2 separate regions of the Homo sapiens genome follow, and region 1 is linked to region 2. Evidence: chromatin loops called from intact Hi-C (ENCODE). Cell type or tissue: Caco-2. All regions are shown on one strand. Links, peaks and the distances in the headings refer to the core of each region. The heading gives the core; the rest is flanking DNA.

Region 1 (2,920 bases), core at 240-2,739, 100 kb after region 2:
TCTGTGGGGACGTACATACGTCTTGTTAGGGCTCTCCATCCAGTCCACACATCAATGGCTTGCCTGGCTTACGTAGTCTGAGCAGGTGCCCAGCTTTGTCGCAGATATTGAAGCCGTGTAAAATAAATGCCTTTTGATTGTTCACACTTTAAGCAATATTGGTACAATATTAAACCCATTGTCCCAGGCACTCCCTCTCCTTACTGCTTATGGCACTTCATGTATTAAAAAATGACAGTGGCAGCATTGCCCAGACATGCGTTTTGTCATCAAGTCTTAATGCAGTCCACCTGGTCCCTCAGGCAAATGAATGGAGGCACAGAAGATGAAATGATTTTCAAAATGCCATTAGGAAAGCTCAGGCCAGAACTGGAAATGGGTCCCGCACAGGGCACTCGGCCACTCTTGCCTGGCCATCTCCTTTTTGGCACTAAGCCACAAGCACACAATGATATAGAATGAATGGTTATCACTGGGGATCCAGAAGGGTCATTCAATCAGTTCTCAGTCTTATCAGGTCTAAGTTCCTTTCTTATCAGGTCCTAAAGGCCTAATCTTATCATTGTGACAAAGATAACTGTAGAGTCTGTTAAACTTTTTTTTAATAACATGAAGATTATGATTTATAGCTGAATTTCTCCCTTTTATTCCAATTCAACAATTTTCATGGCTTTTTGTGTTTGTTTTGTTCTGGACATATTTACAGAAAATTACCTGAAGAGTTCCAACCTGAGGCCTCCTCATGGATGGGTCAAACGTGACATCATTTGTTGTTGAGGAACCCACGAACATCTCAACTGGCAGGAACGCCTCAGTCGGGAATGCACATCGGCAAATCCCCATCGTGCACTGGGTCATTATGAGCATCTCCCCAGTGGGGTTTGTTGAGAATGGGATTCTCCTCTGGTTCCTGTGCTTCCGGATGAGAAGAAATCCCTTCACTGTCTACATCACCCACCTGTCTATCGCAGACATCTCACTGCTCTTCTGTATTTTCATCTTGTCTATCGACTATGCTTTAGATTATGAGCTTTCTTCTGGCCATTACTACACAATTGTCACATTATCAGTGACTTTTCTGTTTGGCTACAACACGGGCCTCTATCTGCTGACGGCCATTAGTGTGGAGAGGTGCCTGTCAGTCCTTTACCCCATCTGGTACCGATGCCATCGCCCCAAGTACCAGTCGGCATTGGTCTGTGCCCTTCTGTGGGCTCTTTCTTGCTTGGTGACCACCATGGAGTATGTCATGTGCATCGACAGAGAAGAAGAGAGTCACTCTCGGAATGACTGCCGAGCAGTCATCATCTTTATAGCCATCCTGAGCTTCCTGGTCTTCACGCCCCTCATGCTGGTGTCCAGCACCATCTTGGTCGTGAAGATCCGGAAGAACACGTGGGCTTCCCATTCCTCCAAGCTTTACATAGTCATCATGGTCACCATCATTATATTCCTCATCTTCGCTATGCCCATGAGACTCCTTTACCTGCTGTACTATGAGTATTGGTCGACCTTTGGGAACCTACACCACATTTCCCTGCTCTTCTCCACAATCAACAGTAGCGCCAACCCTTTCATTTACTTCTTTGTGGGAAGCAGTAAGAAGAAGAGATTCAAGGAGTCCTTAAAAGTTGTTCTGACCAGGGCTTTCAAAGATGAAATGCAACCTCGGCGCCAGAAAGACAATTGTAATACGGTCACAGTTGAGACTGTCGTCTAAGAACTGTGAGGGAAGTTGTGGATAAAAATGGTGGAACACAGGTCATTTTTAGTTTGTGCTTGGAATATGACTTAAGTATCTCCTAAATGTGATACAGAAGAACATCTCATCCCATATGCATGAGATACTAATTAATGATGAAATTGAACTCTTGTACTGTATCTTCTGGAAATGACCTGTCATTTCTGTACTTGACAAAGACTCTATTTCTTTCAGCTCTTTTGGCAGCATCTTACCATGAACCATAAAAATGACTTTTGCAGGAAGATTTACAGATGTGTACGGGACAAGGTAACAAAACTATTTGTTGGAACTTGAGGAGGCAGCTTGATGTAGCAGGAAGAACAAGGGTCGCTTCCTGTGTGACCTCAGGCAAGTTGTTAAACCTCTCAGAGCCTCATTTTCTCACTCATAAAATGGTTGCGGCAATAGTCTATACCTCCTTGGTCTGCTGTGAAGATGAAATGAGAAGATGAGGCTTGTAAAGCACCTGGCACATTGTGGATGTTCAACAAATATCAGTCTCTCCTCACTCCCTTCAATGGTAGACAAGATATAAATTTTTGTTTTGTAAAGCACACACACACACACACACACACACACACACACACAGCTCTATCATGTACAGAAGTTATTATGTGTTTTTACATGTTGAATGTAAATTTACGAAGGTCTTCTTTTTGCTTGCAGCATGAAAGCATTTCATGGCATTACACCTCTATTGAAAAACATCGCGGATGTTATGATCTAACAAGCCATGTGCTAGTGCATCATTTCAGGTTGTGAAGAAATACATTTGGCCACCAGTAGAGGAGTTTCTCATGGCTCCCCTTCCCTCTGTGGGAATACTAGATGAAATGAAAGTCTGTGTTTTGAAATCCTTTGATTGCATAAACATTTTTACGAATGGAGTTGAATTTATGACTTCCTGGGGGTGACTGGGACCTTCCTCCCCCATGAAGAGGTGGGTTATTTGTAGCCAGAGTTCTCACCTGCAGCCAAGTGCGGGTCTCTGCACCTGTCTGCCTCCTCTCCTCCTGAGGCTTTTTTTTTTTTTTTCATCACACCTGGAAGGAGGCTCAGTGGCAAGGGCTAATGAAAATGTGGTCACATCCTGGAGGACTCTGATATTTTTGCTCATGACAGATCCTTGCATGACTTCCTCAGAATCTTTACTCAGCACTCCAGGGGGGGCTCTGC
Region 2 (2,920 bases), core at 125-2,624:
TGGGATCCTGGTCCCAAGTGCCTCATGACTGAGTCTGATGCAAGCATTTGTTTGGCGGTTACGGAGTCTTTGTGGTTAAAGTTCTGACCTGCATTCACACGTTGAAGGCTTTCGACATACTTTGGGTTTCAAGGCTGAGAAGGTCAAGTTCCATTCCTGAGCCATTCCTTTTATTTCAGTCCTGGGTGCCCTGTATTATCTTGACTTTTGTTAATCACTAAGCTTTTCCCCCAGCATGTGGTGTGGAGCCACAGTGAACACGCCATAGCTTAGCAGCTCTCAGAGGCTGGTCTATGGATCCTAGAGTCTCTGGGACCCTTTCCAATGGATATGTGAGGTCAAAACGGTTTTCCAAGTATCCCTCAGCTGTACTTGCTATTGTCATTGTGCCATTTGCATTGGTGCCCAAGCGATGTCGGACAAAGCTGCTGGCATCTCAGCACACATTAAGGCAGGAGCATCATACCGTGTTCTTCATTACCACTTACTCTCAGTTAAAAACGGAAAGGCCAATCTTAGTAGCAGCCTCCTTGATTAAAAAGTAATATTCTTGGTTGTATTAAATCTCAATCTTTTGATTACTCATCTTTTAAATATATGTCAATATAGGTATGTAAAAAATAAGTATGCATAAAACATTCCTTAGGTGTGTGCCAAAATACAGTGATTGTGTCAAGGAAAAGTGCTTGTGCAGTCTTTTGAGAGCTGAATTAGCTGCCTTTTTTTTTTTTTTTTTTTTGAAGATATAGTTTTGCTCTTGTTGCCTGGGCTGGAGTGCAATGGCACGATTTCAGCTCACTGCAATCTCCGCCTCCCGGGTTCAAGTGATTGTCCTGCCTCAGCCTCCTGAGTAGCTGGGATTACAGGTGCCTGCCACCATGCCCGGCTAATTTTTGCATTTTTAGTAGAGATGGGGTTTAACCATGTTGGCCAGGTTAGTCTCAAACTCTTGACCTCAGGTGATCCTCCCACCTTGGCCTCCCAAAGTGGTGGGATAACAGGCATGAGCCACCGCACCCGGCCCCATGAAATATCATTTTTACTGGAAAGAACTGATTGGTTGCTTAGACTTGAAGGTTTCACAATCATTTTCTCAATGAAAAGAGCTTGTTGGCCAGGTACAGTGACTCATGCTTGTAATCCCAGCATTTTGGGAGGCCAAGGCAATGAGCTAAGATGATGCCACTGCACTCCAGCCTGAGCAACACAATGAGACTCTGTTTCAAAGGAAAAAAAAAAGCCTGTCACTTCAAGGAAGATAACTCGCAGTATTTCCTAGTGATAAAATTACAGCTTTCAATCAACTGGAATTTTGAAGAATTTACATGTGCCACCGTAAGCTTGACAGCTTCCCAGTACCACAACCTTTCTGATGAGATCAGTGATCATATTTTCCAATGTCTTCTGTTGGTATTGTGTAATAAAATGTGCAAACATTTGGGAGACCTACATAACCCTGCCAACCAGCATTTTCCAGATTACTAGCACATAATGTTACTATTGTGCGCTATCTTATCTCATAGATAAGAGATCTATTCTAGGTGTGAGATAGGCCAGTGGATTGTAATGTAGCAGTACAATAAAACTCATTAATGATGGTTTCAGATTCCACAGTGCAATTAATCTTTAAGAAACTACCACTTGTTGAGTTTGGTACAGTTTTAAAGAATATCCAAAGTCATTTGATAAGGCTAGTAATTCTGTTCCCTTTTCCACCTACACATCTGCTTGAGGCTGGATTTTTTTTTTCTTTTTTTTTTTTGAGAAGGAGTCTTACTCTGTTGCCCAAGCTGGAGTGCAGTGGCACCATCTTGGCTCACTACAACCTCCGCCTCCCGGGTTCAAGGGATTCTCCTGCCTCAGCCTCCTGAGTAGCTGGGATTACAGGCATCTGCCACCATGCCTGGCTAATTTCTGTATTTTTAGTAGAGTCAGGGTTTCACCGTGTTGGCCAGGTTGGTCTCGAACTCCTGACCTCAGGTGATCCGCCCTCCTCAGCCTCCAAAAGTGCTGGGATTACAGGCATGAGCCACTGCGCCCAGCCGTGAGGCTGGATTTTCTTATGTTTCAATGATCACAACATATCAACAGATTGGATGCAAATGCCGATACAACATTCCAGCCAAATATTAGAGATTTGCAAAAATGTAGAACAGTGTCACTCTTCTCGCTAAGTTTTTGTTTTAGAAAATAGTTATTTTTTATAAGTGTTATTTTTGTTCATGTATAATGGGTTTTTGTTACTTAAAAAACTTCTTTAAATGTAAGAGTTTTAATTTCTAACATGTTTAATATCAATAGCTGTAACTCACATAAACACAAGCTCTATGGCATCCCCAACTTAAGAGTGGCCCTGAGATAAAAAAAAAAAAAAAAAACTCTTAGAATGCTGCCCCAGATCCCATCATGACAGGCCAGGCCCTGCCACATGGCTCATGGGCTTGGGCACCCTTCAAGCTCCCTTTCCACTTGACCTTTCCATCTCAGCTTCTGCTCCTCCAGGGCTTCTCTTGTGGGGAACATGCCACACGGTTCCAGGTGCTGTGTGCCCCTGTGTTTCCCTGCTGCAGGCTTCCAGGCCTTTGAGGTCCAACTGGTGCTGAGGCAGGCCCTCCCCAACATCTGGACGGTGCTGAAAGATGAGGGGGTGAGTTCTCACTGCGAACGGGGCATCAGTGGCTCCATTGTTTCTCTCTCATAATTGGCCAAATCTGGCCTCTGAAAAGCTTTTATCTTGCACGCTGCTAGTTTTTCCCCCTTTCCTTTTGTTTAGAGATGCAGAGCCATTTCTTTAGGCCTCATTCCTAGTAACCCAGGATTCAGGGAATTTGTCCCTGCTTTTCAGGTGGTAGTGAAGAAAGTGAGTAAACAACATCGTTGGTATCTTCAGAACACCTCTTGTGACCGAGAGAGCTGTTGG

The links. A loop is a pair of places that touch in the nucleus more often than their neighbours do. Peaks named below come from ENCODE experiments on the same cell type or tissue, not always from the same donor. Only the 100,000 strongest peaks of a DNase experiment are listed, where the experiment ranks them.
Region 1: it touches region 2 in a loop (4-fold over the local background); 1 of 110 quality-filtered maps calls a loop at or near these places.

Annotation. Positions count from the first base shown.
Region 1 is chr6:159,906,214-159,909,133 of GRCh38, forward strand. MAS1 (MAS1 proto-oncogene, G protein-coupled receptor) reads left to right here. Exons shown (of 3, transcript NM_002377.4): 3 at 707-2,920. The coding sequence starts at 743. The coding sequence ends at 1,720. Among named protein-coding and RNA genes, the nearest start is that of MAS1, 17 kb to the left of the region's middle. In Caco-2, for the core only: no CTCF peak of the experiment used is centred there; no DNase peak of the experiment used is centred there.
Region 2 is chr6:159,806,170-159,809,089 of GRCh38, forward strand. PNLDC1 (PARN like ribonuclease domain containing exonuclease 1) reads left to right here. Exons shown (of 19, transcript NM_001271862.2): 8 at 2,571-2,647; 9 at 2,846-2,920. Among named protein-coding and RNA genes, the nearest start is that of PNLDC1, 7.4 kb to the left of the region's middle. In Caco-2, for the core only: no CTCF peak of the experiment used is centred there; DNase peaks (open chromatin) are centred at 1,152 and 1,422.